Linked DNA regions of Homo sapiens: all the other regions are linked to region 1. A link is a loop called in an ENCODE intact Hi-C map of the cell type or tissue named here. Cell type or tissue: endothelial cell of umbilical vein. All regions are shown on one strand. Each heading gives the region's core, and the rest is flanking DNA. Links, peaks and the distances in the headings are about the cores only. Region 1 holds the start of LHX9 (LIM homeobox 9). Region 2 holds the start of ASPM (assembly factor for spindle microtubules). Region 3 overlaps NEK7 (NIMA related kinase 7).

Region 1 (10,285 bases), core at 2,146-10,145:
GTCGGTAGAGAACCCCAGGAGAGAGCCCAACGGAGGTCTGAGAGAGCGGCCACTCATCCTGTGTGGGTTCCCCTGAAAACTCTAAACTCAGAGCAGGACTCTTAGCTTCACATTCACACTGGCTGTGTGATCTTGGGCAAATCACTTAACTGGCTGGACACTGTTCTTTACCATTGACTAGCAATGTCAGGCACCATACCAGGCCCTGGGAACTGGAAGAGAAAAACAGGCAAGATCCCATGCTCTGAGATGCCCATGCTTGGTATCTGGGGGCATTCATAGTAATAGAGTGGGGTTGCCATAATAAGGTCCTCAAGGTTCCTTCCAACAGAATGGTCTCCCCTGTCCTGAGTCTGCTGAGATTCTCAGCCACATGTGGGCCAGGGCACTGAAAGCCAAAGCAGTTAAGGTCCTTAGGCTCCCCAAAAGTGCGCCAGGGCTTTCTACAACCTCTTTTTTTCCAGTGATTGGGACTCACAAGAATAGCTTCTGTTCTGCTCAGAGTTAGATTATCATCTGCAGAGCCGATCACCATCCTCACCTGGAGGATGGGGAGTGGGGGCAGGCTACCAACAATGGGAAACTGCTGCATGTGAGAGATTGATACATGATAGGCGTGTCCCCCAAAGCAAGGAAGAATGTGTTCTTGACTTGTTGTCTGCATGTTGTTTTTAATGAAGAGAGAAGGTGGTTGAGTATAGATGAATGGCCTGAGATACCACTAAGCCTCTTCAGGAGGCCTGACCTGGAGGTACTTTCAGTTCCAGGGGTCTGGATGTCTGGATGGTCTATCACACCGGGAATGAGACGGCTGGTTGAATATCCTGGCTTAGGAAAGACACAGGCTAGCTCAGCTGTGGAGAGTGATTCCCACCCCTACAACTGCTTTTTGCCAAGATCAGGGATTAGGTTTTTCAACACTCTTGCCAACTGTGTTCCTGATTAACTTTGGGCTGGTGACCACAGCCTCTGACCCCTCTAGACAGACTAGGGTTGGGCTCTGTAGACTTTTTTTTTTTTCTTCAGTATTTAGGAAACCTCCTACAGGATCTATAATTTGGCCTCCACAAAGAAATTGCCCTGGGGCTGTTTTGCTCCAACTGAGAGCCAGAAACTAATGGGCTCATTAACTAATGGGCAACAAGGATTTGGCTCTGCCTGTTTGGGGAAAGTCACTACAGCCCCATAGTTATGAATGTGTTTTTTGCCACAACCTAAATAAAGTGCTGCCTCTCCCTCCCTTCCCCCCTCCTCCTCCCTCTCTCCCTTCCTTCAGAGTGAGAGGGAGTTGCAGTGAGAACAGAGGCATTGGGCAAAACACACTCTTGCAGCAAGACTTTGGACGGGGAAGGAGCTCTACGAATTTTCCTCAGGGAGGCCGGGGCTGCGCCGGGGGTGAGGATAGGAGGCACACCTGAGTTGTAATTGACGATGTCCACTCCCAGCGCTGGGCTCTTCCGCTTCCGGGGCCGCCCTTTCTGCACGGTGCCCGTACCGTTGAAGTAAGGCAGGGCCAGGCCGCCGCTCTTGGCCGCCAGCTCCGTGTAGCTCAGCTGCGGTGGATACTCTCCTTGCAAGAGGGTCTCGAAGTGGGCGCGGCAGTACACCAGGCTGTCCTTCATGCCGAAATGGTCGCCCGTGGTCAGAGTCTTGTTGCAAGTGGAGCAGGTGAAGCAGCTCAGGTGGTAGACAGAGTCTCGGGCGCGCATGACCATCTCCGAGGCGGAAATGCCAAGGTGGCAGCGGGCACATCTCTGCACAGAGAACCTTCTGGAAGGAAAGAGTTGAGTCAGGGCGCTAGTTGAAGCAAGGCAGAGCCATATCCCACCCGCGACACCTGGGTTTGGTCTGCAGTGGCCTGAGACTGGGACCTGGGAGGGTTCCAGGGGGACAGGAGAGTAGGCATTAATTTTATTTGCTCATCGACCTTTTCTGATAAACCAAGACAAAGGATCTTTACATTAAAGTCAGAAGAATCGGGCAACTAAGCCTTAGTTTTCTTCTCTGCAAAGTGAAAATTTAAAACATTAAAAAAAATTTAAAAAAGCAAACCACTAGTTAGCACTAGCTAACTCACGGTACTAGAATATTAAATTGCCATGCCAAGTGAAAACACTTAATCAATTACAAAACATATGAATGAAAGAAGATATAATTATTCCTGGATGTGCGCGGGTGTGGGAAAGCATGCGGACACAGTCCTGGAAGATGACGATTTTGTAAAGGAAAGGTTATTATTTTTTTAACAACTTATCTTGCTTGGGCTGAGAGCGGAACTAGGTCACCTGCACTTAGTCCTGTCTTTCCCAATCCAGAAACATAACTGAGAAGAATCAATAAAGACGCCTGCTGCTGATTTTCTCCAATCTGGGGGGCATGGTTGTAACTAGCGATAAAAGGAACCCGGAACTGAGTGGCTTGGGTTTTGGCAATGGCATTTATTCCTTTTCATAGTCATTTACAGAGTCTCCTGCCACCTACGAAAACCTAACACTCTGTTGCTGCTGCCCGAGCCACTAGTTCAGTTTCAAGGCGCAGAACTTGCCCAATTCGTAGCAAGCGGAAAACAAACACCCAATCAAGTCTCGGTAGACGGAGACCACGTCCATTTACTCTTCCCCAGATTTCCCCAAGTTCCGCCAGCCAAGCTGAGAAGTGATGGGAGTGCGTGGTATTCGCTGATAAAGCTCTAGATTTTTAATGTCCCTCCCACCCACCCTCACCGTCGGTCAGGGAGATTACAGCTTGAAGGCATATGCAGTGGGTTTGCCTGGTCTCCGAAATGATAACAGCACCCGGAATGGGGCAAAAGGTAGGGGACGGAGAGGGGATTCCGGGCTCAGGCAGATGGCCCCTCCAGGTGTACTCGGGCGTAGGAAGTGGGGGTGTAGGGGAGTACCTGTAGTAATCCTCCTTGCAGTAAATGCTACCGTCCTTGGCAAAGCAGGTGAGCTCGGACTCGAGGGCCAGCTTACATTCACAGCACTTCAGGCATCTCAGATGCCACTGTTTGTCCACAGCCAGCAGATAGTACCTGTCCGAGATCTTGCCCCCGCAGCCGGCGCACAGGGCGGGCTTCTCCGGGCTGAGCGGGGGCATGCCCTGCAAAGAAAGCACACCGCAAGGCTGAGGAGGGCGCGCGGTGTAGCCGCACGACGCGGGGTTCTCCCCCAGGCAGACCAAGCCCAGGGTGTGCAGGGAGAGCGGCAGGGGCCAGGGTCCACTGCACAAAGGCAAAAGTCAGGGGAAACATTTGTGATTTCTCTCTTTGCGGCCCGCTTGCTTTCTTCCGTGTCTGCCTGAACCGGCGTTCGCGTCCTCCCGGGACTACTAACCTAAAGACATCCCAGCCATCCGGAGCCTCGCTTAAAAAGGACTAGGAAAATATTGACTACAGTTTGGTGATCGTTTCCGAATTCAAATAATTACAAGCTAAAAATTGTGGTTTTCGACGCACACAAAATAAAACAACGGAAATGATAAGGGAGTGAAAAGGAAATTTCAACGAGCACAGGTTATTTTTAAACAAAAAATATTACAGTTCGATTTCTCTAAATTCTTATAAGCAGCATTGAAATCAAAAGCAAAGGGGAGATTATTGGACCTCTGCTCATAATTTGGTCGACTTTGTTTTGATTGAGATATATTTGGCAGCCCCTGCTGTTCCCTAATTTTCAGGGCTATTGGTGCCGTTCCCAATAAATGTGTAAAGTGGCTGTTCCCAAAGAGGGTCCGCTGTCCAGCCCGCTGTATACAGTCCCCTCTTTCCCTAGCATCAACAGGCGTACTGAGACCTTTGTCTTGAAAATCTGTTTAGTGCCCAAGTTATGCTTCCCTCTGGGTCCCACTGACCCGACTCGGGATGCCCCAGTGGCCCCACCTTGAGGAGCCCAGCCCCGCTGCAAAATTTGGGTTTGGGTTGCTACTATTTGTTTTTAAAAGTGATGACCAGAAAAAGGGAAAAGGAGTTAACCTCCGGACATTTCCCTCACGACTAGCAGAAATGGGTTGATCTTCCCCACGAAACTTCAGCGGGCCTGAAAAAGTAAAGTTTAGCCCTTTACTCCGACCAGGGGCCCCGGCACTGAATGAGTGTTACAAATATAGACACGTTCACCAGTTGGGCTACTTGGCCGGACCCAAAACCCAGCTGATAAGGGCTAGAGCAGTCTCCTGATTAGTTTGGGCTACAAGTCCTACTGTGGTACCAAAGGATCTACACAGCTATGTTTGGCCGAAATAATTTCCGGAGACTTCTGTAGTCCCCCCCCCCCCCCGTTAGTAATCTGGAAAGGGAAGCGCTTAGATAAGTAATTAGTTTTCTTTATTAAGAGGACATGACTTTATTATTATGGATAGTAGAAACAGTGGTGGTTGATTAGCTTGTTTAAGGGTTGGTTATAAAGTTCATGCGTTTCGACTGGGTGCCGCGCTCCTCCGTATGTTTTATTTGATTTCCCCCTACACATGACACCCGCCGGGTCCTGGCGCTAAACGTAGTGCTGTCTCCTTAGAGGGACTGAGTCGGGATGCCAGAAACCCTGAGATTCTCTCGGTTAGGGGTCCCAAGCCCCGAGCGTCTAGAGAACTGGAAATGACCCAGTCGCGTCGGAATCTACTCCACAGGTCCGGTCATCAGGCCCAGAGACTAAGGCCACCTGGGCTCCTGCTTGGCTCGGACGCCTCGGCAGCGCGCCGTCCTCCTATTGCTTATGCCCAGCTTGCCCTCGGAGCTGCGGATCCTCGCCGGGGAGACGCCTGCCCCGGAATCAAGGGAACCTTGAGGTCTGTAGAAGAGAATGCCACCACCCCCCATCCCACCTCCTCCCAGTTCCTCTCCCTGCTCTTTCGGAATCAGCTGCGACGGAGGATAGCCAGCTGCAGACATTTCGATTCAGAAAAACGACCGTTTCTTAGCCCTGTAGGCATAGGTGGACGGGAGAAAACTCACCCGCCACCCTCAAGCGGACGTCTCTACGACCCGCCGCTCCGGTTCTCCACCGGCCAGGGAGTCGGCTTGGTTTAACAGAGGGCGCAGGGGTGCCCGGCTACCGCCGCGGCGGAGCCCTTCCTTACCGCGTCGCGGCCGTTGAGCTGGGCGCCTTTGGCCAGACGGGCCTCAGTCTTGGATCTGCGCTCCATCTCCTCCATGATGCCTTGGATGTGGCCTCCGGAGATCCCGTGAAAGAGCATGGCTGGGGGGCGGAAAGGACACGAGTTGTCTTCTGCTCGGCACCCCACTATTTCCATATACACACGCCCGGGGCTTTCAGCTCATCCGAGTGAAGGAGGCAAGGGACCAGAGAGGGCTGCCCTGTAGGAGCGCAGAGACGCTCGAGGATGGAGGGAAAGAGGGAGAGAAAGGAGGAGAAGAAACAGATGGAGTGGAAATCGGTCTGCTTGGGGGGCCGAGGGGAAGCAAAAAGAACTGGGAAGAGTTGGGGGGAAGCCTCAGCGGCTCCCTGAAGGAGATGTGCAGAAAACAAACAATTCGGGCGGAGGGAAAAAGAGGCGTAGAAGGCGAATCTTACTGCTCTGAGAGATCGAGTTACTAATGGGAAACAACTGCAGCGGGGGGAGGAAAACAAAATCTGGTGAAGAAAGAAAATAGTTTTGAACACAAAGAAAGAAAAAGACGTGCTATTTTCAGCGTTCCCTGGCTGCTTGCAAGTTCCCAGTGCCTGTAGATTGGGTTGGGGACTGCTCCTGCCTGAGCTGTGTCCAATTTGTTAAGAGACTAAAGCCAGCCCATTTTTGATAATTTAGTAGGAGGAGTTCTCTCCCCGGAGCTGCCACGGATTTTTATTCAGACAACAAAGACCTGTCATACTCCTCTCAACCCCCTGGTGATGGGCAAGCAGGACAAACATTACAAAGGGGTGGGGGGATAGAGAGCGGGGAGGCAGGAGGAGGGGGCATTTACCTCCCCACAAAACACACACACGCGCGCGCGCGCGCACACACACACACACACACACACACATCCTTCCAAGAGTTCCCAGCAGTCATGTTTTAAAGGGGAAAAGGAGCTCTTGTTGTCCCCGCCCTGTTGCAGAAGGCCTAGAACCCGCCTATTTGATCCGAGTTCAAGATCAGACCTTGGCTCAGGACACAGAGAATATCAACTTCAAACTTTGGATTTCCTCCTTGTGGACTTTTTCATCCCCAGCCTGCAGGACTGTCACCCGAAATGCATAAATATTGAGCAGAAATGTAAGCAATTTACTGAGGTGGAGATAATGCTGGTTCCTCTCCTCCCCATCCCATCTTCCTCAATCCACTTTTAAAAGCAGCTGTCTGACAATTCATCTCTTTGCCTCACCTTCTTGAGGGCCGGAGACCCTACTAGATGCTGGCTTCATCCGAAGTGGAGAGGGCGTTTGGAGCGTCTGCATTTCTCAGGGTTACTTTTGGCAAAACAATTTTCTTTGAGAAAATTAGAGTGTAGGGGACAGGGCATGGACCTGTACACACGGGTACGCAATTGCGCCTTGGCCATAGGGCGGCTTATTCTCTTCCCCGGTTCAGGTTTGAAGGAAGGTTGCCGGAGATTCTAATGTCTCATTTGAAGCTTGCCAATATAGGAAGCGACTTGCGGACTCCCGGGAGCTTGGCGCCTGCCCCCGCAGGACTGGGCGCTAGCCCCATCGCGTGCTTCTCCCACTACCCTGGCAGGACAGAGGACTTGTAAAACTGGGCGCACCCGCACACTCAGAAGGGTGTGAAAGGGACTCTTTGCCGTGGAGGAGGGGAAGGTGAGAACTGACAAGCAGAATGGCAGACCTGCTCCTCACAAGAGGTGGGATTGTTCTGTCGCCCTCAGTTCTCGGCAGCGGCGGCCCCTCCCCGGCCCCATTAAAAAGTGTCCACAATACTCTGATATTGTCGATTCATTCAAACGGCCAGAGGCCCCCTAGGAGTCCGAAGCACAGCGCTGCGGCAGGAACCAACGCGGCTTTACCCAGAGAGGAGGACGCGCCGGCCGCTCTCTGTTCCTTCCGTCCCCTTCGTCAGCCTGCGTTCCCCACTACTTCCCGCCGCCTTTCCCAGGACTGCGGTGCCTGTGTCCTGGCACATCCTAGATACCTCACAAGAGCCGCCCGGCCGCAGACCCGCTTCCCTCCGCCCGGGGGAGCCCGACCGGGAACTGTGGCCAAAGCTAGAAAGATGACGGGAGAAAAGCCAGGGAGAGAGGGAGAGAGGGAAGAAGGAAAGAAAAAAAGAAGTGAGAGGATGAGAAGAAGGGGAAGGAAGGAAGGCAGAAATAAAGCGAGAGAGGAAACGACCCCTGGTGCAGCAGCCTGACTTCCTGTCCCAAAGCGTTGTCTTCTGAGGCTCCTGGAGTGACCTCTTCCATGAAACTGAAGACACTACTGCTTCCCCTCCTTTTTTCTCAGGGTCAAAAATAATGTTATTTGCAGACTGGACGCAGTTTAAGTCCTCCGGGTGCCAAAATGCAGCTCATAAAACGCAATTTCACACAAAAATGAAGCCAATCAAGTGAACTAAGCTGGAGACATCCCCCTCCTCCTTACTTTGGCAGCTATACCTGACAGCAGGGCTGCTATTTACTGTAAGTAATGTAATTAGCCCCTTTGGATGGGAATCAATGAGCTTTTCAAACCCACGTGCACACAAGAAGGGCCCTGAGGAGGGGCTGGGGGCAGCAGTCCTTTCAGAGACAGCAGGTCCTCTCACAAAAGGGCAGATTGCCTTCACACAAGTCAGAGGCTAAACTGGCTCAGAGCTGGAGGAGGAGAGGGAGAAAGAGGAGGAGGAGGAGGAGTCTCTGAGAAGTCCCCTCAGTCAATTCACCCAAGGAAGCTCCAAGCAAAAAGTAAATACAGGACTTCAACCTACTTTGTCTAGTTTCTGTGCTAAAACCTCTCCCAACCCCCAAATGGGGGTGTTTGAAATTAGGTTTGGTTCTTGTTGCATATTGCCCCTGCTCAGCAAAATCAACAATGAAGAACCCAAGAATACCACTGCTTCCTTGCAAGAGATAAAACTTTGGAGACTGCATGCAGGGAAAGTTAAACAACTCCAGGAAAAAGCCAGAACTTTACAGCGTCTCCAGGGAAGCCAAACACAGAGGTTTTGTAAGCCCTCCAATCATCCATTCATTCTTCTATTCCACACAAGTTTGTTAATCATCTAGGTACAGGCAAGGCAGAACACCTTCTGCAATCAGTTTCCAAGTTGAATCCTAGCTATTCCTGCTCTTATAAAACTCAGGTTATAAGTTCCTGCATCCAGTGGCATTTGCTACTTCCTGTAAAGAAGCAAACTGCCAGGATTCTTCCTTCTCAGTGAACGCAGGAAGTCTGGAGAAAGCTGGGGGTGGGGTGGGGGTCAGCTGGAGTTTGGGAGGTCCTTGTTAGCTCTGCGGAAATACGTCCCCATGGGTCCAGCCCTGCCTTCTCTCACAGTTCCTAAGGAGGAAGCCCAGGAAGGGTGGGAAGGAATGCCCTCGAATTGGGTGTGTGACCCTGGGTTTTCTACTCTTTTTGTCTTGGAGCCCCCAAGAAAGATTGCCTAAGAGCTCCCCGCTCCTCATTCTCAAAGGACTTTAAATAAGCACTTTAAATAAGGAAAGCATCTTTGTACCTCTGCTTTCTTTCACCTCTCCAGCAGAGGGGCTGAGGCCCGGTGGCTGGGGACAAAAAAAAAAATGTTCCCCCTTCTCCCAGCTGTAGTCTGAATGGCCCGCAAGTGTTCCATAAAAATTACAGTGTTCATTTTTTCAGTTCCTGAGCTGAGGGACAGGTGCATGTGGTTCTCTCTAGCCTGCGTCGGGGATAAGATCTTAAGTCTCCTCTAAATTCAAAGTTCTACCAGGTATAATGGGGCAGGTCCCTTGACCAGCACTGCTCTCCCTCACAATTGAGCACACGCAGTCCACTAAGCTTTCTTTCCTTTCTATTCTGACAGCACCCATCCCGCTACTGTTGCCGCTTTTAGGAAAGTGGACGGCCGGACTATAGTGGAGCATAATAGTTGGAACTGAGAGTTCGGGATCTTAGAATCTCTATGAAGGTCAAAAAGACTGCAGCGCCCTTGTCGCCGGCTCAGGTGGGTCTACATGGGCAAAGAACCCGAGCCCAGTAGAATTCCCTAGGGGGGAGGAAAGGGAAATTAAACCCACAGAACAGTTAGGGTTGAGAGGGAAGAAGTAACCCAACAAATGTGCATATTTTGAGAGCAAAGGTGACTTAAGGTCTCTCTCTACCTGAATTTTGGAGGCCATGATTCTGCGCCTCTAAGTTTGCCCTTTAAGAAGGAGGCGTTACCTTTCCTCCAGACCCTGTTAAGCTGGTTAAGGAGCCCCTTCGGTTTGAAAGGCGCGGCTCTTAAAACAGTATCCAGCGTCTGGCACTGTCCTGAGCACCCAAGGCCCAGTGAAACGTCAGCGTCAGCCTGAGGCTGGGAACCATGCGTTCAGTGCCGCGCCACCTGGCCCTGGATGCCCGGGCTGCGCTGGATGGAAGGTGAGCGGATTGCCGGGACACGCTGGGGCCTTTCTCCAGACAGTGGAGACTGAGATACTCCATGTGGAAAATTTCCCCCTACACTGAGGTTGGCAGATCCATACTGGGGCTGCTGCACGGGCGCACTTCTGATTCAGTCCTACTAGGGGATCCTCCCTCAAGACAAATGGGAGTCAGCCAAGCAGAGCTGGGATACGGGGAGTTCGGCTGCCTGGAAAGGGGTACCCGAGGCCACGCTCCAGCTGCGCACCCTTGCCAGCCTTTCGCTGGGCGGTACTTCCCGGCCAAGGCCCTGCCCTTTCGCGCGTTCTCTGCCTACCCTCACCCTTCGCGACAAAAAAAAAACCTCTCGCCAGCTTTTGCTTCCTTCAAACCTCTGTTCTCTATAGCCCCTGGGCTCTTCTCCCCAAAGGGGCCTGCGCCAAGTCTAGAATACAGCTCTTCTGAAATCTGATGCTCTTTTACCTGAGATTTGTTGCGCCGCCTGCCCTCAGCTCTGCAGAAATAAAGGGAGAAGTCCCGCACTGCGTCCGCTGAGATCAGGCGCAGAAACGGCTGCGCTGGGTTAGGACTGAACAACAACAAAAAAATGTGGGTGAAGCCAGTTTCCAGTTAACCCCTACACGTGTGAGAAACAGTGTCTTCTCGGCCCCCCTTCCATCCCTTCCAAGAAAGAGACACCCCCAGCAGCTCCCCGGAGGGTCAGGAGCGCGTCCCTGGAGCCACTGACTACTGGAGGATCAGTGGAACCAGGACCTCTGCCTGGCGCCCCGGACACTGATCCTGAGGAAAGTCAA
Region 2 (10,285 bases), core at 2,286-10,285, 770 kb after region 1:
ACACACACACCACTTTCCTGAAAGCAATCCAAAAAAGAGAGCGTACCCAGGATTTCAGTTGTTGTCTTTTTATAACCTAATCTTGGAAGTGATATAGTATCACTTCTGTATTCTATTGTCACTAATTCTAGTCCACATGCAAGGGACACAAATTAAACTCCCTCTCTTGAAGAGAGGATAGCAACAAATTTTTGGACATATGTGAAAACCATTACATATTCATTGGTTTATAGATAAAGCTTTCTGTAAATATATATATAATGGGGGCAGGTACAGTAATCTATACTCAGAAAAATATATTTATCCCAGAGAGGAAGAATATTGCATCTTCCATAATAGAAAGCGTTCAATGTAACCACATGCCACAGGTAGTTAGCTGGTCCCACTGGAGAATGGAATTAGACTGGATGTTCAGCATCAGCCTCTTTCAGTAGGTTAAGCACTCCACAGGGGCTTATCACATCAGCTTTGGCAAGGGAAACCACCTTGAGCCCATTCTTATCCTCCACCACTGCTGCCATAGCCACTTTCTAAATGGGTTCAACGCGCAAGCAAATGGATCTCTGGGGGAAGAAGCTGACCTCCACAGGATAGATTGTCCTTTTTACCTGATTTTTGAGCTCCTTCTCAGCCATGGATATTCTCTGATGGGCATTTACATGGAACACAAATTTAACTTCCTATACCTATTTTGAGAAGCCCTTTTATATACCGCTCCTCCCCAGACCAAGCTGTCACCAATTTTCCATTTTGTTTTCTCCAAAGGTTTGACCAGCTGGCCAACCTGTCAGCCATTATCCATGAATCAGCACAGAGCTTTACCTTAGGCCATGTTCTCTTCCTTATGAAGTGGACTACCAAACATACCATCCAGAATTCTCACTGAGAGTATTCCCATCCACCCCTAAGGAGAAGCTGTAATGTAAGTCTGTTTATGTCTGACCTACTATACAGCTTCATTCATAAATCAGGCCTTTTTTCTTGTGAAATTATCATTAAGAGATACCCAGTTTTTCCTGTGTAGTTTGAGAGAGAGGGAAGTGGCAAAGTAGTAGAAGTAGTAAAAGATACTTACTAAAATCTGAATCACCTGTTTGTATCACTTACTTGTGTATTTGGGGCCTGCTTAGCCCTGGTCTTGTAGATTCTGCTTTTGTTTGATAGTGCAATGTTGCTCTTCACATCAAATTTTATGGTCCTTGAGATTAGATCCCAGGTCAGCAAATATTTCGTAAAGGGCCAGACACTAAATATTTTAGGCTATACAAGCTATATGTTTTCTATCACAGCTATTCTGCCATTGCAGTGTGAAGGCATAGACAATATGTAAATAAATGCTTATGGCCTTGCTCCAGTAAAACTTTATTTGCCAAAAAAAAAAAAAAAAAAAAAAGCCAATGGGTCAGATTCAGCCCTTAGGCCATAGTTTGCTGATCCCTGGATTAGGTAATAGTTGATAATAAACAGTTTGTATCACAGTCACTTATAGTCCTTTGATGAGGCATTCAGTCTCTACCATACCTAATAGCATAATTAGGATCTGTTTTTCAAATGATAGATGATTTTCTGCAGAGGAAGGCATAGTCTTATTCTCCAAACCTGGAATTTTGTACTGTGATACTTCTCTGGAAACTTGCCAGAGCTTCTATTCCACATCTTGGATTGTCATGGAATGAGTGTTTTGGGCCATTGCAGCCCAGACCTACTGCAGAGATCTTACTTGTTCCAGGCCTAACTCAAAAATGTCAGTCTTAGAGTTTACTAGGTAAATGGTTTGGTGAGATGTGTCTTAATAATGCATGCATTGCCTCCAAAATCTAAAGAGGCTTTACAAATGATACAAAGTACAAGTTGCCTCTTATTTTAGAAGAGATAGCCTGACATGTCTCAGACCATTGGATCCCTAAAAACTTTACAGATGTGATAGGACCCTGAACTTTGTCCCATCTGGTTTACATTTGTTTTATTATTGGCATCCACAGTGCTTGCTCCTGTTGAGAGATGCAACTTACCATGGGCTCTGAGCAGGCCTACACATTCTTGCTGGCTATGCTAAGAATGTGAAGCCCTTATTAATTTCTACATAGGCCATTTCTCAGGATTGTGTTTGCAGAAATCTTGAGGGACGATAGGATGTCTCCCTGCCCAGGCATAGTACTATAAAAACAGTCAAATCTCCAATTCGCTCTTCCTTTCCTGTAATACAACCCACTGTGTGTGCAGGCATCCATCAAGGGCCCTTTGTATGGTCCCATGAGACTTAGGAAGCAGGAGGAATCAATGTGAATGAACATGCTGACACTCTAGCTACTGTTTTTTCTGTGAATAATAAAGTCTTGTCTCTAACCCAAAACTGTCATATTTTCTGCTGGCCTTTATGAAACTGGCACGCTAACTCTTTAGCTTGCAAGAGGGATAAAATCTCAGACTCACACAATTCTTGACAAGTACTTCTTGCTCACCAGGTTTAATTAGCAAATGTCATCAATATAATGGACCAGTGTGATACTAAGATCCAGGTCTCTCTGAACAATATTACAGTATAGGTAGGAAATTTGACGAGCCCTGAGGCAGGACAGTAATGCTACAGCATTGTACCACTACTTAAGTACAAAGTGCTTCGGTTTTTCAATACTGGATGAATGGGGAAAAACAAGAAAAATGCATTTTGCTTGATTCATAGCTGCAAACCAGCTGACAAAGGTATGTTGATTTGTGTATAAAAATAACACATCTGAAACTGTAGTGTAATAATTGGCATCATCACCTAATTGCTATAATCTACTATCATTTTCCAGAATCTATCTGGCTTTTGCACTGGCCAAATAAGTGGAGAAAGTGGGTATATGGACAAAATCACTATCCCAACATCTCTCAGGTATTCAGAATAATCTCTGAATTGCCGTGGTGGGAAAATGGTGATTTTCAGGGGCTTCCACTTGGCCCTTTCTCCAATAATTGCCCTTGTTCCTTGGATCTAGGAACCAGTGTGAGAATGTGGTCAGTAAGTGTTCCTATTTTATATTCTGGAAATGGGTGGATCCAAAGGACACTTGGTAAGACAGATTCTGACTTAGATGCCATCTGTCACCGGTTCTTGAGAAGCTCTCACTATGTCTGGTGGTCCACAGTGACATTTTAGGATTCTGGAGTATAGCAGAAAGGCAGAGCTATTATCTCATTATCTAATAACCCTTAGGAAGTCAAGTTCCTGCCCCCAATCCATATTCATGTGGGTAAATGACTGCAGTTCCCTCTGGGGAATTGTTGAGAGAAGATTTATGGTATTCGTGTTGCAGGGTTCTTTCTAGTCAAGGAGCTTTGGGTGTATGAACTGTCTTAAGTTTGGAAAGTGGGTAAAAGGCATAACTGCCACAACATTGGCTTCAGTTAGGTTTTTTGCTTTGCATATGTGGTATTTCTCTGCCTATATATGTTAGGCAGCACCATAGTATATAGCTCATCTTATTTATAGGGCCCTTGAGAAACTGGCCATTGCCACAGATCCCTGCCTCTAATTACAATTCTGCCATTAGCATATTGTGGTAAGAACTATACCACCTTGTCTATTAAGTGCCAATCGACTTTGACCACTTGTGGATCATATAATTCACATGGAGATCAGAGAACCTATTTTCATTATTGATCCTCTATCATCATTTCTGGCCTATAAAAAATAGTCACCCAGGTCTTTTCATGGATGCTGGAGTCCTTTTTATTAGTTAATGCATTTATCAACACCTTGGTAAAAGGAGAATGGGTGGAGGGTGTGCATGTTTAGATGTGACTTGGCCAAGCAGGTTGCACATGTAGATTTTCTCCAACATTCCTATCTTCCTGAGCTTTTGGACTCCTTCGTGTACAGAATGCCAGGTAGTTTGAGCATTTTGACCTAACTGCCTGTTTTGTTTTTGTTTTTATAAAGACCATGTCTCACTTTGTTGCTGGTTTTTAACTCCTGGGCTCAAGCGATCTTCCTGTCTCAGCCTCCCAAAGTGCTGGAATTACAGGCATGAGCTACCGTGCCTGGCCTTGACCTACCTGACTGTAAACCACTACTGAGTTCAGTTTTCAATTAGTGAACCTATTAAACTATTAAAGCCATTCCCAGGTACTTCGGACATTGTATTAATTAAATGGGTAAAGTGCACCCATGACAATAAATTTGGCCTTATTGTTCCTTATGATTTGTCCTCTTGGTCTAACACCATTACATTCCACCTTAGACTGTCAAAATCTTTTAACTCTTTGCTGTATAGGCTGTTTCCTCCCTCCCACAGCATATCTTGCACTCTCCTCCGTCCAAGTTTTATTTTTTGGAGCCTAACTAAGCTAATGGAGAGGTCGTGGGGGGTAGATGCTGAGGAGAACTGGAAATGACTTGTGAGGCTCTGCTCCAGGGTTTTGTTTTGTTGTTTTTTTTTTTAAGCCTCTATGAAAGAATTTTTTTTTTTTTTTTTTTTTTTTTTGACAGCGTCTTGCTCTCTTGCCCAAGCTGGAGTTCAGTGCCATGATCTCGGCTCACTGCAACCTTGCCCCCACCCCCCACCCCAGGTTCAAGCGATTCTTCTGTCTCAGCCTCCGGGGTAGGTGGGATTACAGGCATGCTCCACCACGCCTGGCTAATTTTTTTATTTTTAGTGGAGACGGCATTTCGCCATGTTGGCCAGGCTGGTCTCAAACCCCTGACCTCAAGAATCCGCCTGCCTCAGCCTCCCAAAGTGCTGGGTTACAGGCTTGAGCCACCGTGCCCAGTGGAAAAATTTCGTTTAAATATTGTTAAGGTCCAACTTCAGGTGAAATTGGACACCATTGAATATAATTTCATGTCTCATCTTCCTTATTTTGATTTCCCATTGACTTCTCTTTTTACATGTTTTGTGTAACCATACATACATCCAGACATTATTTTTATTTTTTAAGTTTTCTACTGCCTTTAGAGGCAATATAGTGTAGTGGGTAAGAGCAAGACTAGGGCCAAACTGCTGGGATTACAGGCATGTGTACCTATCTGGGTTATGCCACTTCCTACTTAGCTGTATGACCTGTATTCCTCATCTGTAAGATACAAATAATGGTACCTACGCCCTAAGAGATACCTCGTAGGTTTAAGGCAAAGGTTGAGATAAATAGGTAAAGGATTTTTAAAAAATCCCTAGCCTAGGGTCGGGCGCCGCTCAGGCCTGTAATCCCAGCACTTTGGGAGGCCGAGGCGGAGGCAGGCGGATCACTTGAGGCCAGGAGTTCCAGACCAGCCTGGCCAACATGGCGAACTCCCCTCTCTACCAAAAATACAAAAATTAGCCAGTCGTGGTGAGGCGCGCCTCTAATTCCAGCTACTTGGGAGGCTGAGGCAGGAGAATCGCTTGAACCCGGGAGGCGGAGGTTGCAGTGAACCAAGATCACGTCACTGCACTCCAGCCTGGGAGACAGAGCGAGACTCCATCTCAAAATAAATAAATAATTTAAAAAATCCCTAATATGTAAGCTATAATTATTATTAGATCCCTACAATTGAAATAAAAACTAATAAGATATTTGTGAAGGGCATTGCCAGTCAAAACAATCATTTATGAATTACTGGTAATCTCAGGTTTCATTTGTTTACCTGGTTTTGCTCCCAGCGTCCCGAGGTAATTAACAGCATGTAAATGTACTGAGTCCCTGCTATGTTGTCACTAAAATAAGCATGTTCATACAAACTAATTATCTTTACATCTCTACCATTCAGCCCTGGAAACCGCGACAGTAAAGTTAATATAATTCTGGGCGGGGTATGCATATGAGAGGAGTGGCATAAACCAATTTTTGCCTACGTAACAGTTTTATCTATGATTGTTCCTGGAAACCGCAATGATTACTACATGTATTGTGGAAATGCTGTGACTCCCTTCCCTTCAGCACAACCAAAAATATAAAGACGAATTTCAATTCTAAGCCCCGGGTTTTAGACGGTGGCCAGGATTCCGCTACCGTTCTCACCTCCTCCGCAGATAGCGATTGGCGGCCGGATGCAATCATTCAAATGAAGCGCCGCCGTCTCATTGGCCAGGGGATGCTGCTCACCGATTGGTCCCGTGACGAGGAGGGCGGTGCCCGGAGGTCCTCATTGGTGGAGGCGGCAAGTTTAAACAGAGTCAAAACGCCATACTTGTTTGGCTCCTCTTTTTAATTTGCGAGTTTATTGGGCTTGTTTTCTGTTTTCTAGGGAGTAGGTTAGTGGAAAAGAAAAAGGGCCGAATTCACTCCCACGACCTCTACAGCCGCCCCTGAGGGGAAGCGGTCAGCGTAAGTCCCGGATCCCCGCTCCGGAGCCGCCTCGTGGGAGCGGGGCAAGGAGATCCAGGAGGGGTCTCGAATCTGCCATGGCGAACCGGCGAGTGGGGCGAGGCTGCTGGGAAGTGAGCCCGACCGAGCGGAGGCCGCCCGCGGGGCTGCGGGGCCCCGCGGCCGAGGAGGAGGCGTCTTCCCCGCCGGTCCTGTCTCTCAGCCACTTCTGCAGGTCTCCTTTCCTTTGCTTCGGGGACGTTCTCCTGGGAGCCTCACGGACGCTGTCTCTGGCCCTAGACAACCCTAACGAGGAGGTGGCAGAAGTGAAGATCTCCCACTTCCCGGCCGCGGACCTGGGCTTCAGTGTGTCGCAGCGCTGTTTCGTGTTGCAGGTAGGTCTCAGGAGGAGCGTGCTCCAGGCCGGTGTTCTGCTTCTCCGCTATCTTTCCTGCCACCCTCCTCAGGAAGGTTGACGATTGGAGAAGAAATCAGAAAAGACCCTTAGAGAATAAAGTCAGTTCCCTTTCACTCAATAACTGTGGGTGGCTCTTGGAAAAGAAATCAGAAAAGACCCTTAGAGAGTGAAGTCAGTTCCTTTTCAATAACTGTGGGTGGGCCCTTGACGCATACACATGTGTGTGAGTATATATATATGTGTCAATATTATATATATATATATATATATATTCTCTAATTGAAGGCTAGGATAGACGCTAACTTGGGCGGGGACAACACATAAACGCGCGCGCACTTAGCATCTTTAGGAGCAAGTTATATAGACTTCTCTGTTAAATTGACAAGCACTTTTACTAGACTTAAGGCGTTGTGAAATAGCCTTGCCGTTCTAAATTAATAGACAATGCACTTTTTTAACACTTTTTTAAGATTGACAGGAGTACCTTGGTTGGTTAAAGCAGCTTTTTTTAAAATTTCTATCAGCCATCTTAATATGCATTTTAGTTTCCATATGTACCCTTAGAGTCGAGGTAACTGGTTTTTTTTTCCGGTGAAATAGTGAGCTTTGTTCTGGCTAAATGCCTACAATAAAAACCAAAAAAACCTATTCAGAGTTGTTTTCAATATATACGTGTAGTATGTATGCACACTTTAGTATTTTAGTCCTTTTTTTCTTTGCTGTTAAGTGTAATTTTAATGCTGCATCAAATTTAATTTTATAAATGTTGTTTCAAGAACTCCTGTAGCTTTCTTTTACTGCATTGCATTTGCAAGAGTAATGCTCCAATCCCCTTCACCAAAGACTGGAGAATTTATGTTTTTATTTTGACTGCTGTGACCTTTCCATTGAGTAGAATCACCAAAAGTATGAAAACCGTTAGCCGAGGAGGTCTGAACTAGTAGGCTAATAACCACTTCATTAGGCAGAAAAAAGAGATTCTAATCTGAGGTCCCTTAACTTGTGTGTCACCAATGGTTCATCTATCTACACTTCAGAACCTACCCACCCCGCCCCTCTGTTTCATGAATCACTGCCTGCTTTCCTTTCTTTGGAAAGACAGATTTCTTTTCTATCCACATAATACTTCAACTTACTCTTTTTTGTTATAATGTGGAACTAAATTTTGTGGTATTTTTAGAATAAACTATTTTATAGAGTAAAAATGCACCATTCTTATTTTTTAAAATTAGTTGTTTATGATGTTATATTATTTCTCCTTTAAAACAGAAACTTGTCTGTTTCTCCTGAAAAACAAAATTTGTTTTGTCATGTCAGCGTTTAAATTTGGCAGATTCTGTCTACCTGCCAGGGTGTGGGGTGTAGATGTTAAAGTCCAAACTCTGGCATTAGACTGCCTGGGTTCTAATAGGTACCTGCGTGACTTTGGCAGACTTTTCTGGATGTTAGTTACTTCATCTGTAAAATGTGCATAATCATAATACCTGCTTCCTAGGGATGTTAGCATTAAATGAGTTTTACAGGATACCTGCACTTATGCCTGGAACAATAATACCTGTTTAAGAAATCTCAGTATGATGATGTGGACCTTAGAGGAATTTGTAAGGAAGAAGGAATTTAGCTGATCATCTTTACATTTCTTTTTAAATAAAGTCTTCATAATGCAGGGTCCTTGTGTTTGAAGTAGAAGTACTCTACACATCTAAAAATTAGAAATGTACAATTAAATCTTTTGAAACCACTCAAACAAAATGATTTAGAGACTATCTGTTCTATTGCTTTAATACAGTTAAGATTTTATTATTTATTTTGTTGTGAACCCTGTTATTTTTAGTGACTTTTTTTCTTATAATTAAGCAGATAGGGTAGGAGAAATATATTTGATTTATTAAATGTTTAGTATATAGAGTGTTGGTTAACAATTATTAAGCCCTACTATATTGTAAGTTGTATATAAGGTGTTTTGGTTATTATGTAATTACTATTGTAATTATATAATGTATTGTTTTGATTATAGCCTAAAGAGAAAATTGTTATTTCTGTTAACTGGACACCACTCAAAGAAGGCCGAGTAAGAGAGATTATGACATTTCTTGTAAATGATGTTCTGAAACACCAAGCTATATTACTAGGAAATGCAGAAGAGCAGAAAAAGAAAAAGGTAATGTTTTAACCATTCTGTGATTTACTCTAAGAAATTGTTTAATAATAAATAAAACTTATTTTGATAACAGGCTTGAAGTAATATTGCTTATTTAATATTCAATAGCTACAAACTTAATTGGTATATTTTCCTTATTTTTGCAGAGGAGTCTTTGGGATACCATTAAAAAGAAGAAAATTTCAGCCTCTACAAGTCACAACAGAAGGGTTTCAAATATTCAGAATGTTAATAAAACATTTAGTGTTTCCCAAAAAGTTGACAGAGTTAGGAGCCCACTACAAGCTTGTGAAAACTTGGCTATGAATGAAGGCGGTCCCCCAACAGAAAACAATTCTTTAATACTTGAAGAAAATAAAATACCCATATCACCTATTAGCCCTGCTTTCAATGAATGCCATGGTGCAACTTGCTTGCCACTCTCTGTACGTCGATCTACTACCTACTCATCTCTTCATGCATCAGAAAATAGGGAACTATTAAATGTACACAGTGCCAACGTTTCAAAAGTTTCTTTTAATGAGAAAGCTGTAACTGAAACTTCCTTTAATTCCGTAAATGTTAATGGCCAAAGAGGAGAGAATAGTAAACTTAGTCTTACCCCCAACTGTTCTTCAACTTTGAACATTACACAAAGCCAAATACATTTTCTAAGTCCAGATTCTTTTGTAAATAATAGTCATGGAGCTAATAATGAACTAGAATTAGTAACATGTCTTTCATCAGATATGTTTATGAAAGATAATTCACAGCCTGTGCATTTGGAATCAACAATTGCACATGAAATTTATCAGAAAATTTTAAGTCCAGATTCTTTCATAAAAGATAATTATGGACTAAATCAGGATCTAGAATCAGAGTCAGTTAATCCTATTTTATCCCCTAATCAATTTTTAAAAGATAACATGGCATATATGTGTACATCTCAGCAAACATGTAAAGTACCATTATCAAATGAAAATTCTCAAGTCCCACAGTCTCCTGAAGATTGGAGAAAAAGTGAAGTTTCGCCACGTATTCCTGAATGTCAGGGTTCAAAATCTCCCAAAGCTATTTTTGAAGAACTAGTAGAAATGAAGTCAAATTACTACAGTTTTATAAAACAAAATAATCCTAAATTTTCTGCAGTTCAGGATATTTCTAGTCATAGCCACAATAAACAACCTAAGAGACGTCCAATACTTTCTGCCACTGTTACTAAAAGGAAGGCCACCTGTACCAGAGAAAACCAAACTGAGATTAATAAACCAAAAGCAAAAAGATGTCTCAACAGTGCAGTGGGTGAACATGAAAAAGTAATAAATAATCAAAAGGAAAAAGAAGATTTTCATTCTTATCTTCCAATTATAGATCCAATATTAAGTAAATCTAAGAGTTATAAAAACGAGGTAACACCCTCTTCGACAACAGCTTCAGTTGCTCGGAAAAGAAAGAGCGAT
Region 3 (10,285 bases), core at 1,060-9,059, 350 kb before region 1:
CAGCTTCATGGGCAGGAAACCTGTGTTATGCAGGTCTGGCACTTGGGGTTTAAAGCTCTGTTACTGCCATCTTAAAAATTTTTAATTTTTAACAAAGGGACTTGCAATTGTGTAGCCAACCCAGGGAATCATACACTAAGCATCCTTTAGAAATGTACTGCTGTGGTTAAAAAAATAAAAAACAAACAAACAAAAAAATGCAATCCTGGTGTGCAAGGTGTTTTTGAAGAGGATTAGGAAAAATGTTAATTAAATGATGAGAAATAATGAAGTCATAAGAGAACTAGAATTACAGGCACCAGCTGCTCTCCATTTCTTCCAAGTATCTAGTAAGAGGAAGTAAGTGATTTATGTTAAATATAAGGAAGCATTTCCTGCTTGGAGTGTTGTCAAATGTTTAAATGTGCCACTAACACAATCCATATCCATCTTATAATAATAGACCTGATTATAAGGTTTGACAGTAACTGGTTGTGTGACCTTGAACAAGCCATTTAACCTTGATGGGTCTCAGCTTCCTCACTCTATTATAAACAGAGTTTGGAGATGATCTATGACGTCTCCACCACTTCTAAAATATAATCTGTGGGTCTACAGTCTTAGTTTCAAATAAAACAGAAATAATAAATGTCTGTTTGGCACATTTCATACTTAAAAATAATAGTTTCTTGGTATGCCTTATCCTTCATATATCCAATTAGTAAAAACAAAGCAACAACAAAAAAACCTCAGAGATCCCTATTGGTCCATTTAATACTATAAAAGGTCTTAACATGAGATGACAAGCAGTTAGAATTCTTTGTTATAAGTTTGTAATTAGGTCAAACATTTACCATCAGAGGGGATGTTAAGTTCTCAAACACAGCATTGTAATTATAATGCAATTTTATAAGACTATATTTTGTCGTGGTTATTTCAAAGAATTAAATTCACAGAGACTGGGTGATGAAAAAGATAGGATGCTTCTGGAAGTATAATGGACAGTTCTAAGTGTGATTTTTATCATTTATTAATCTTTCTATGGAAACATTTTTCTTTGGAAGGCATAATGAGGTATCAACAAACTAAACTTCACAAATATTTGCTATACATAATTGTGGGAAATTATATAAAATTAAAATTTTGGTATGTAACACTAATTTACAGTGCATAAGTATTTTCTCTTTTGGCACAATGAATACAATTCAGATATCTTAAGTTGCATTAGAAGGTGTAAAGTAGGATGGGCCTGACAGTCATGAGATCACTGAGAATACTTATCACTAGCATCTCATTTTATCTTCTTATCCAAGGTCTACTAGTCTTTGTCTTTTCCTGTAATGTTGGAAAATCTATTAAGAGTGCTAAGCTGTTTTTAGATTATAATAGAATATAAATATAATCAATTCATTCCCAAAAGTTAAAATGGTGCAAGTTATTAATGCAAGCCAAAAATATATTTCATCTTAGGGTAGAAAATGTGAAACAGAAAATATTTTTCATGAGCAATTACACCTTGAGGGAAAAAAACCTCTTAAATTATTTAGCAAACAAGAAAACTAAGTACCCATAAAGTCACAAAACTTCCCCAAAACAGTTGCCTCCTGAAAACTGGTACATCAATATCAAGGCAACTTATTTAGAATATTAAAAAACTAAAAGATCAACAATAAAAACACATGAATGCATCAGAATTACTAAAAAGAATGGTCCCTGCATTGCTGCCATGTGAATAATTCTTAAGAGAAGTTTCCACATTACTAAAACTGATAAGAAAATACTTGGAAATACTTAAAATGTTTTCTCTATTGCATCAGAGTACTAGTGATAGATAAAGTGAGATTAAAAAGAACAGTCAGTCAGTCTTCGAGGAGAAATAGAAGGTCACAAAGATAAACAGAAATATTTCCCTCTTTAATAAATTTTCTTGCTATGTTATACTAGACAACACTAAGAGAGTTGAAGAGATATTTTAATTTTCATAATGAACAAAGAAAACACAGCAGAACAGTAAAAGTATCTCAATTGAAATCTAAAGGAGAGAAATTAAGATGCTTAGCATAATGGTGTCTGTATCCCTTATCTTTACTTAAGTGTCTACAGTTACCAAAATTACTGCTCACGATGGTATTACATGGTTTACAAAAGGGAGCTTTATATCATTATCATCTTCAAATGTAAGGAGCAATAAGCTCCTTCAAAATTATCTTCAATTTTTTCCAAGCAAACAGAGTTCAAAGTTCGTACATCACCTTTTATTTATGCTCACAGAATTAAATAATGGTCATTTCACGGTATAAAGTGTTCAATTTCCTAAAATCTCTAAGTTCTATACTGCTTCGACTTCAAACTACTTAAGTATCAAGGAAAACCCAAGTGATATTTTATCTGTAACATTGCTCTTAAAAAAATAATTCTATACAACACACCTACATATACATACCATATGTAGACATAAATTTATACAGATATAGACACATAGATGTACATATGTTATGTATAGGTACCTAAGTAAATGTATCTATGTGTGTGTGTGTGTGTGTATATATATATATATATATAAAATATAAATTTTTAATTTATATATATATAAAATAATATTCAATCCTGGGTAGTTTTTTCAGATAGTGCTAACTTGCAACCTTAGGACTTCAGAATAATTCTAAAATGAAATATAAGACAGGTGATGATCTCATACAAAAGACTTAGTGGGAAACTGCATTTGGAATCACTGGCAGTTCTCATAATTGTCTGATATGGGCTATACACTTTGTCCAGATGCTGAAATGGAAAGTGTGGGTATCCTGGTAAACAATAAATCAGAGTTATCAAAGAGAGATGGGACTGCTGGGAAACCTTTATTGCTTTAAGGATCCAAAGGCCAAGAGTGTAAAAGACATTTCAAAGTGATTTTATTTCCAATACAACCTCTACATTTGGATAAGGACAAATAAAGATGTGTCTGCAAATGTAAAAACAGCCAAACCAAGTATGTGAACAAGATTTTTAAGTTATAATATTTGAAGATAACAGTTATCTCCAAAACATGGTTGACATTCTAGCTAATTTATTAACGTCTGTCATAAGCAGAATTCTAAGATGTACCTCACTCCCCCAAATTCTCAAGTCCTGTTGTATAATCCCATTCTCTTGAATGTGAGTAGGGCATGTGAATATTATGAATTACTCTCCCATTTCATATGATGTTATAAAGAAGAAGGGATTTTGCAGATGTAATGAAGGTCCCTAATCAGCTGACTTTGAGTTAATCAAGAAGGACATTAGCATGGGTAGTCATGACCTAATTGGGTGAGCCATTCAAAAAAGTCAAGAGAGATCTGAATCCAGAGAAACTCTCCTGCTGGTCTTAAGGGAACACAATGGCAGGTTGTGGAGATGAATGGGGCAGAAAATGGCCAGCAGCCTCAAGAACCTAAGGATACCCCCAGTTGACAACCAGGAGGGAAGTAGGAACTTTAGCCATACAACTTCAAGGAACTGAATTCCCCCAAAAACCAGTGAACATGGAGAAAGACCCTGAACCTCAGTGAGCTCACAGCCCCAGATGGCACCTTGATTTCAATTTTCTAAGACCTTCAGCAGAGAACCCACTAATCCTGACCCACAGGAATCTAGAGTAATAAATTTGTGTTGCTTAAAGCTGCTAAATTTGTAGTAATTTGCTATGCAGCAATAAAAAATTAATACAAAATACAGTTGTAAACACATGAAAAATCAGTATGTAAAATTAATCTTATGTATGTATAAAGAAAAAGAGTTTTAAGGCTCCTAGCAAATTTAGAAGGAATGACCTACAGGTGGTAACAAGGTAGAAAATACAAAGTCAGCAATCTAAGAAGATAGCCTATACCTAAATATCCTAGAAATAAGAAATGATGGTCTTATTTATTTATTTTGTGCAGTACCAAACTCCTGGCAGGAAACAGACATCCATTTAAATTATTTGTATTGCATATTTCACTAAAAAAATTGTAAGAATAATATTCATTTCCTCCTTAGCCACTGTGATACGGTATGACATTCTCTTGGCAGATAACAAACCTCTGAGTTTCTTCTCAAAACATTAGGTTACATTTTGTTTTATTGCTAGTCTAGCAAAACAATTTTTAAAAATATATAATATTAAATACATGCATTTACAGTTTCTTCTATTTGTCTCAAATTGACCTATATTAATTCAAATAGGTAGTTATAAATACAGGCACTTACAAATTAATTCAATGAATGAAGTATATTTTGTGAAATGAACTATGAAAATTTAAAATATATTTTAGTAACATTTCTATTGACAAGTTGAAATTTTAAAATCCTCTTATTTATATATTTTTTGAGATTAATTTCCTCTACACTGGGTCTTCATCACCAAATATGTTTCTTGACATTAGAATAGTGAAATAAACAGTATAATAAGACATACTACAAAATGGAGCATGTATGTGTCCAATTTAACTACAATAAAGAAAATATATGGCATACACAGCACAATTTAACTGAAATCTGTTTTGTAAGAGTCGATTTTCCTTTAAAATTCTGATTGCTGATAATGAAGAAATTATGATGAAAAATTCTAGATTTCCTTTTATCCTAAAACTCATCTGGGAAGTATTTCATCTGACCACAGCCTCAGGTATTCCTTTGTCACTAATTAGAGAAATACTGAATATTTCAACTATAAATTGCTTAATTATATTTGTCAGCCTGCTCTGAACCAATTAATTATTTACTTGTAAAAATCTTTGATGCAATGCTATCCAGAGGTTCATTTCTGGAATACAGACCAGAAGCTATATTTCCTCTTGTACCCCAATTAAGCTGAAGACTTGAGAGAATGAAATATATTGTTATGATGCACAATGATTTACAATATTACTCACTAAAAAGAAATGAATCATGTTCATTACAATTCAAGCATTCACTGCTGTCCTTTGTAAAGCTTTAAGGCATTGTTCTATTCCTTCACAAAAGAAGTTCCTATGATTTTTTTTCCTGATATAATCTATTTTATAAAGAACTGCTTACAGAACTAATAAGCATGTTCAGAAAACAATTTTAGAATTTCTTAACTACCCAACCCCACTCCCGTAAAAAAATACACTGAATATCACAGCAACTCTCTATGAAACGAGAGCATAAAGCAGCAGGAAATTGCTGTGACAGTTATACAACCACCCATGTTATCTACTGAGCCCTGGAACAGAGAAGTGTAATAGAAGTAAAACAACCAACTTCTATACATCTATTCACTACATATTTATTGAAGTTGGTGCTATGAGCTAGAAGCTGAAGATAGCCAGGCAAGCAAAGCCAGCATGGTCTCTGTGCTCAACAGAAATTTAAGTCTAATGGGAAATACAAACACCAATAAAATAATTACACACATGAATACATGATTATATTACTAAGTGCTATGTAGGAAGGGTACTCTGGGAGCACTTATACCATAAAGTACTCTACGAGTCAAAGGAAAATGCTTGAGGAAGTGATACCTAAGTAAAGAACTGAAGTACCAGCAGAAATAAAGTCAGCCAAGAATGGAGAAGAAGAGCATCCCAGGTAAAATAAAATCACATTCAAGGAAATGAAAGGCCAATGAGCCACAGCAAGAGCAGGAGTCAGATTCCATAGCAAATATATGCTGAGCACAAGCTCTGTGCTAGGCACTGCTCTAGGCACTTGGGATATGTGAATACACAAAACGGACTCGGATCCTCTCTGAGGGAGCGTATCTTCTGTATCACACAAGGCTTGCTGAATCTTGCCAAACATTTTAGTCTTTACCCTTAAAGTGAAAACCTAGAAAGATGTGATTGAAAGGAAGTTTTTCTTTTTTCTTTGTTTCTCTCCCTTCTAACGTCTTAAAGACTGATGGAGAAACGGATTTAAGGAATGGGTGCTGGATGTTGGGAGACAAAAAGCTCTCGCTCTCTCCAAATGAGAGACGATAGGGAGAGAAATGGAAAGGGAGCTGGGTGGAGAAATTTGAAAGGCATTTAGAAGAAAAAATAAACAGAATCTGGTGAGATTGAAAAGAAGAGGTAAGGGAGAGTGAAATGTCAAAAAAAAGTCCTGGTTTCCAGAGTGCACGAGATAAACTGGTGCCAGGCCTCGAGTTAGGGAACATGGGAGGATGGGTAGTCTGTAAGGAATTTGTTTACAGACATATTGAGCCATATAGAGTCAGAATTTAAAGAGCGCTCCATGCTAAAGATAAAAAATTGGAAGTCAACAAGAGTATAGAGAGTAATTGAATCCGTAGGTATGAATGAGATCAGCTATAACGTAAGAACATTAAAAAAAAAAAGTCAAGGACTGAAACTTAAAATTCCATCATTAAAGGCCAGGAAGAAGAGAATGAGTCAGTTAAGAAAAATGATAGTCTCCAGAGAGGTAGGAAGAAAATCAAGACACTGTGGGACTCAATAAGCCGATGGAGGAGTGTTTTAGGAAGAGAATGAAAAGCAGAGCCAAATGCTGCTGAGAAATCAAGCAGAATGAAGACTGGACAAAGTCCTCTGGTTTCATGAGAGAGGTCATTGAAGAGCCATTACGAGTGGTAGGTTGGAAAGAGGGTCAGGAGTAAGTGTCTGACTGTGAAGGAAAAAAAAGAACTAGGGTAGTAATTGAAGGAAAAGGCAGGCAGAGGTGAGGGTGGTAGGACTTAAGAGGGTCTTCTGAGATCATCTTACTTAAAATAGCAACACACAGGCTGGACACAGTGGCTCACACCTGTAATCCCAGCACTTTGGGAGGCTGAGGCAGGTGGATCACCTGAGGTCAAAGTTCGAGATCACCCTGATCAATATGGGGAAATCCCATCTCTACTAAAAATACAAAAATTAGCCAGGTGTGGTGGTGCACACCAGTAGTCCTAGCTACTAGGGAGGCAGAGACAGGAGAATTGCTTGAACCTGGGAGGCAGAGGTTGCAGTGAGCTGAGATCGCACCACTACATTCCACCCTGGGCGACAGAGTGAGATTCCATCTCAAAAAAATTAATTAAATAAATAAAATAAAATAGCAACACACCTCCTCCAAACTCCTTATTTAATTTTTCTCAATTGATTTATCAACATCTGGCATATCATATATTCTACTTGCTTTTAGCATTTTATTTGACTTCCCCACTGGAAAATAAGTTTCTTGAATGAATGAATGAATGAATGAATGAATGAGGAACAGGTGTGTGTGCATGTATATACATGTAAATATGTTTAAAATAACAGTGACCTGAGCATATTTAAATGATGAGAAAAGGCACTCAGAAGTGCACAATGGTTATAAATCTAGGACTGGGAACAGATAATGATAGGAATTAAGATTTCTGAGAATACAGGCAGAGAAAGGATAGAGAACCCAGGTGGAGGGACACATAACAATCCCTCCTATCTAACAAGAATACGGTAACAGGAGAGAAGGAGGAGAGAACAGTAACAGACACAAGTAGGTCTAGCAGGTTCAGTTATGGGAAGGTGAGGGTGCTCCTGTCTAGTGACTTCTAAATACTCTGTAAAACTGGAGGAATAAAGTCAACTTTGAAGAGTAGAAAAGGGTAGATTTGTATGATGCAAGGGGGCTAGAAGAAGAGTAGTGATCAGAGGTTTAAATGGAATAAAGAAAATGTGAATACCTATCAGATATCATACATGCATACAGGCACAGATGGATGGGTATGTGCACATACATTTGTACATATGTCTTTAAAAAGTATATATATAAACATACTATATATTATATTACTTAACCATCATAACAACACTGTAAGACAGGTATTACTGACCCAATTTTATTGATGTAGAAACTGGCTCAATCATTAAGATTAAATAACTAGGACAACTGATTAAAATCCTTTAATTGCCATCTGAATTCACCAGTGTAGTTTCAGAGATCCTGTTATAATCATCCCTTATAACCCACACTTTTCCTTTATATAACTCATTACAACTGCAGGTATATAGTTTTATATTAGTATTAGTCAAATGCCTGTTTCTCCCACTGGATGATGAGTTCCAAAAAGCCATGAACCATGCACCTGGCACATAGTAAATGTCTAATAAATGAAAAAATAAAATCTAGAGCTATTTTTTAAAAGCTACAAATTGGTACTAACTATTTAAGGGACTAATTTGGCAATAGCTATTATCATTTAAAATGTGCATACTCTTACTCGGCAATGTTTATATGAATCTATGTAATAGAAATAGACAATAGAGTATGTATAGATATAGTTGTATTGATGTAGATAAGGCTTTGTACTTGAGATTTCTCTGTAAGAATAAAAAATGAAAACAATCCAATTATTAACAAAGTAATAAAATAAATCGTGATGTGTCTGAGAAAGAATAAATGTATTAGTATATATTCTTATATTTAAATGGGTATAAAGATAGTAAGTAAAGTTGGGAAGGTTTTGTGCACGTAAAGGTTAGAGGTTATTTCTGGGACATGGGAGTGAGGGAGAAAAAGGAAGGACCATATAAATAAAATTGGGTCAGTAATACCTGTCATATAGTTTTATTATGATGGTTAAGTAACATAATATATAGTATGTTTATATGTATACTTTTTAAAGACATATGTACTAATGTATGTACACATATCCATCCATCTATTTAAAGGCATATGTACTAATGTATGTACATATATCCAACCACATATCAATCTTTCCTACCTGCCCAGGAAATCAACTCTTTATCTACACTAAACAATGCAGGAAGCCAGCGTGCTATAAGTTAGACTTGCAGGAAGCCAGACTGCTACCTCTAGTGACAATCTAGGAAGCTAAACAGTAACTTCTATAACAATTGATTAATAACTGACAGCTTCCCTAATTTTGTCTCTGCCTCTAACTAGGACCAACCAGAGAAAGCCAAATATGTACTCCTAACCAATCACAAGGACGTCCTGTTTCTAGTCAGCCGGTCTATAGCTTCTCTATGTCAGCAGCCTCCCATCAGGGCATACCCAAAGGCTTCCCTTTTCTTCCCTCTATGAACCTTTCATTCCTTTGCTTGCTTTTAATTCTCTGCCAAGATGCAAGTGATGACTGGCTGACTCCCTTGCTACAGCAAGCTCAAATAAATAGCTTTTGTTTTTCTCATTCGGTTATTCTTGTTTGTTTCTAGATGGTTCAACTTGTCTTCCATAGTAACAGAAGTTTAGCTGGGCATATGGCCAGCTGAATGAAGACTTTCTTTTCCAGCCTTCCTTGCAGCTAGATAGGTTCATGAGAGTACATTCTGGCCAAGGGAATGAAGTTGAAAATGTTGTGTGACAGGCAGCACTCAGGAATGTGCTTTAAGATAAAGCCAGCATGTACTCTTTGTCCCTTCAAGCCTAGTGTGACTTGATAAGCTAGAAATAGGCTGGGTCTCTAAAATACTCTTGATAGAGCAGAGCTACCATACTAGCCCCAGACTTTTATGTGACAGAGAAATAATAACAATAACAATAATAATAGCAGCAGCAGATACATTTACATAGCCTTACAATGTGTGAGGCATTCTTCTAAGCTCTTAATAAATACTAATTAATTCAATCATTACAACAATCCTATAAAGTAGGTTCTATTATTACTGTGTTTTTTAGAAAATGTGACACAGAGAAGTAACTGGCCCAAGGACAAACAGTTTTTAAGCTACTATTATTTAAGGGTTTCTATTAATTGCAGCTGAACTTAAACCCAATTAATATGCCCTTAGAAAAGAAGGTTAAACAACTTAATTATATTAATTATGAATTAATATGCCCTTAGAAAAGAAGGTTAAACAACTTTTATGTGGGGTTGATATCCAAGGTCTGACTGCAAATCCCACTTTCTTTGATGGATTCCCCCCCAAGAAACAGGTCAAGCTGCTCTAGAGTCTCTTTCTACCTCCTTTTACTCATGTCCAGAGACACAGGATCAAGCATGGTCTGCTCAGAGAATCAAACAGCAAAACTTTAACTCAACTTACAGAAGACAAGTATCTTGGCCTCTTTCCAAGTTGGTTTTGGGGTGTTTAGATATTTAAGCTGATCAGTGTAAACATCACCAAGTAAACCAGTTTCAGAATTATGATCACTAACCATCTACTATTTGTTACATATCTATCAGATAAGCTTTGCATTGAGGTCTTTAGTTTAAAATATCTAATATCCCTATGTGTTTAACAGACAATTCTATTAGAAAAAAAAACAAAACAAAACATTAAGACAATTTTTTCAAAACTTACCTTGATCATTCTGGATAGGTCGCCAGCATCTGCTAGTTCCAAAACTATGTTTAGTTCATTATCTTCAATGAATG

Evidence for each region. A loop is a pair of places that touch in the nucleus more often than their neighbours do. Peaks named below come from ENCODE experiments on the same cell type or tissue, not always from the same donor. Only the 100,000 strongest peaks of a DNase experiment are listed, where the experiment ranks them.
Region 2: a loop joins it to region 1, with 11 times the contacts of the local background. A loop is called at or near these places in 5 of 110 quality-filtered maps.
Region 3: it touches region 1 in a loop (2.6-fold over the local background); 4 of 110 quality-filtered maps call a loop at or near these places.

The regions. Positions count from the first base shown.
Region 1 is chr1:197,912,789-197,923,073 of GRCh38, reverse strand. It overlaps LHX9 (LIM homeobox 9), which reads right to left and starts at 5,702. Exons shown (of 5, transcript NM_020204.3): 1 at 5,077-5,702; 2 at 2,900-3,102; 3 at 1,415-1,770. The coding sequence starts at 5,250. RefSeq lists enhancers at 1,077-1,599, 4,405-5,131. In endothelial cell of umbilical vein, for the core only: a CTCF peak has its summit at 7,128; a DNase peak (open chromatin) is centred at 7,103; H3K4me3 peaks cover 986 bases; H3K27me3 peaks cover 7,664 bases.
Region 2 is chr1:197,142,518-197,152,802 of GRCh38, reverse strand. It overlaps ASPM (assembly factor for spindle microtubules), which reads left to right and starts at 6,134. Exons shown (of 28, transcript NM_018136.5): 1 at 6,134-6,662; 2 at 8,703-8,846; 3 at 8,993-10,285. The coding sequence starts at 6,366. RefSeq lists a silencer at 6,450-6,629. In endothelial cell of umbilical vein, for the core only: no CTCF peak of the experiment used is centred there; DNase peaks (open chromatin) are centred at 6,062, 7,162, 7,602, 8,252 and 1 weaker place; H3K4me3 peaks cover 2,731 bases; H3K27ac peaks cover 2,236 bases.
Region 3 is chr1:198,264,162-198,274,446 of GRCh38, reverse strand. NEK7 (NIMA related kinase 7) reads right to left here. Exons shown (of 10, transcript NM_133494.3): 5 at 10,212-10,285. Among named protein-coding and RNA genes, the nearest start is that of NEK7, 110 kb to the right of the region's middle. RefSeq lists a silencer at 9,134-9,428. In endothelial cell of umbilical vein, for the core only: no CTCF peak of the experiment used is centred there; DNase peaks (open chromatin) are centred at 1,765, 3,935, 4,926 and 6,341; H3K27ac peaks cover 4,851 bases.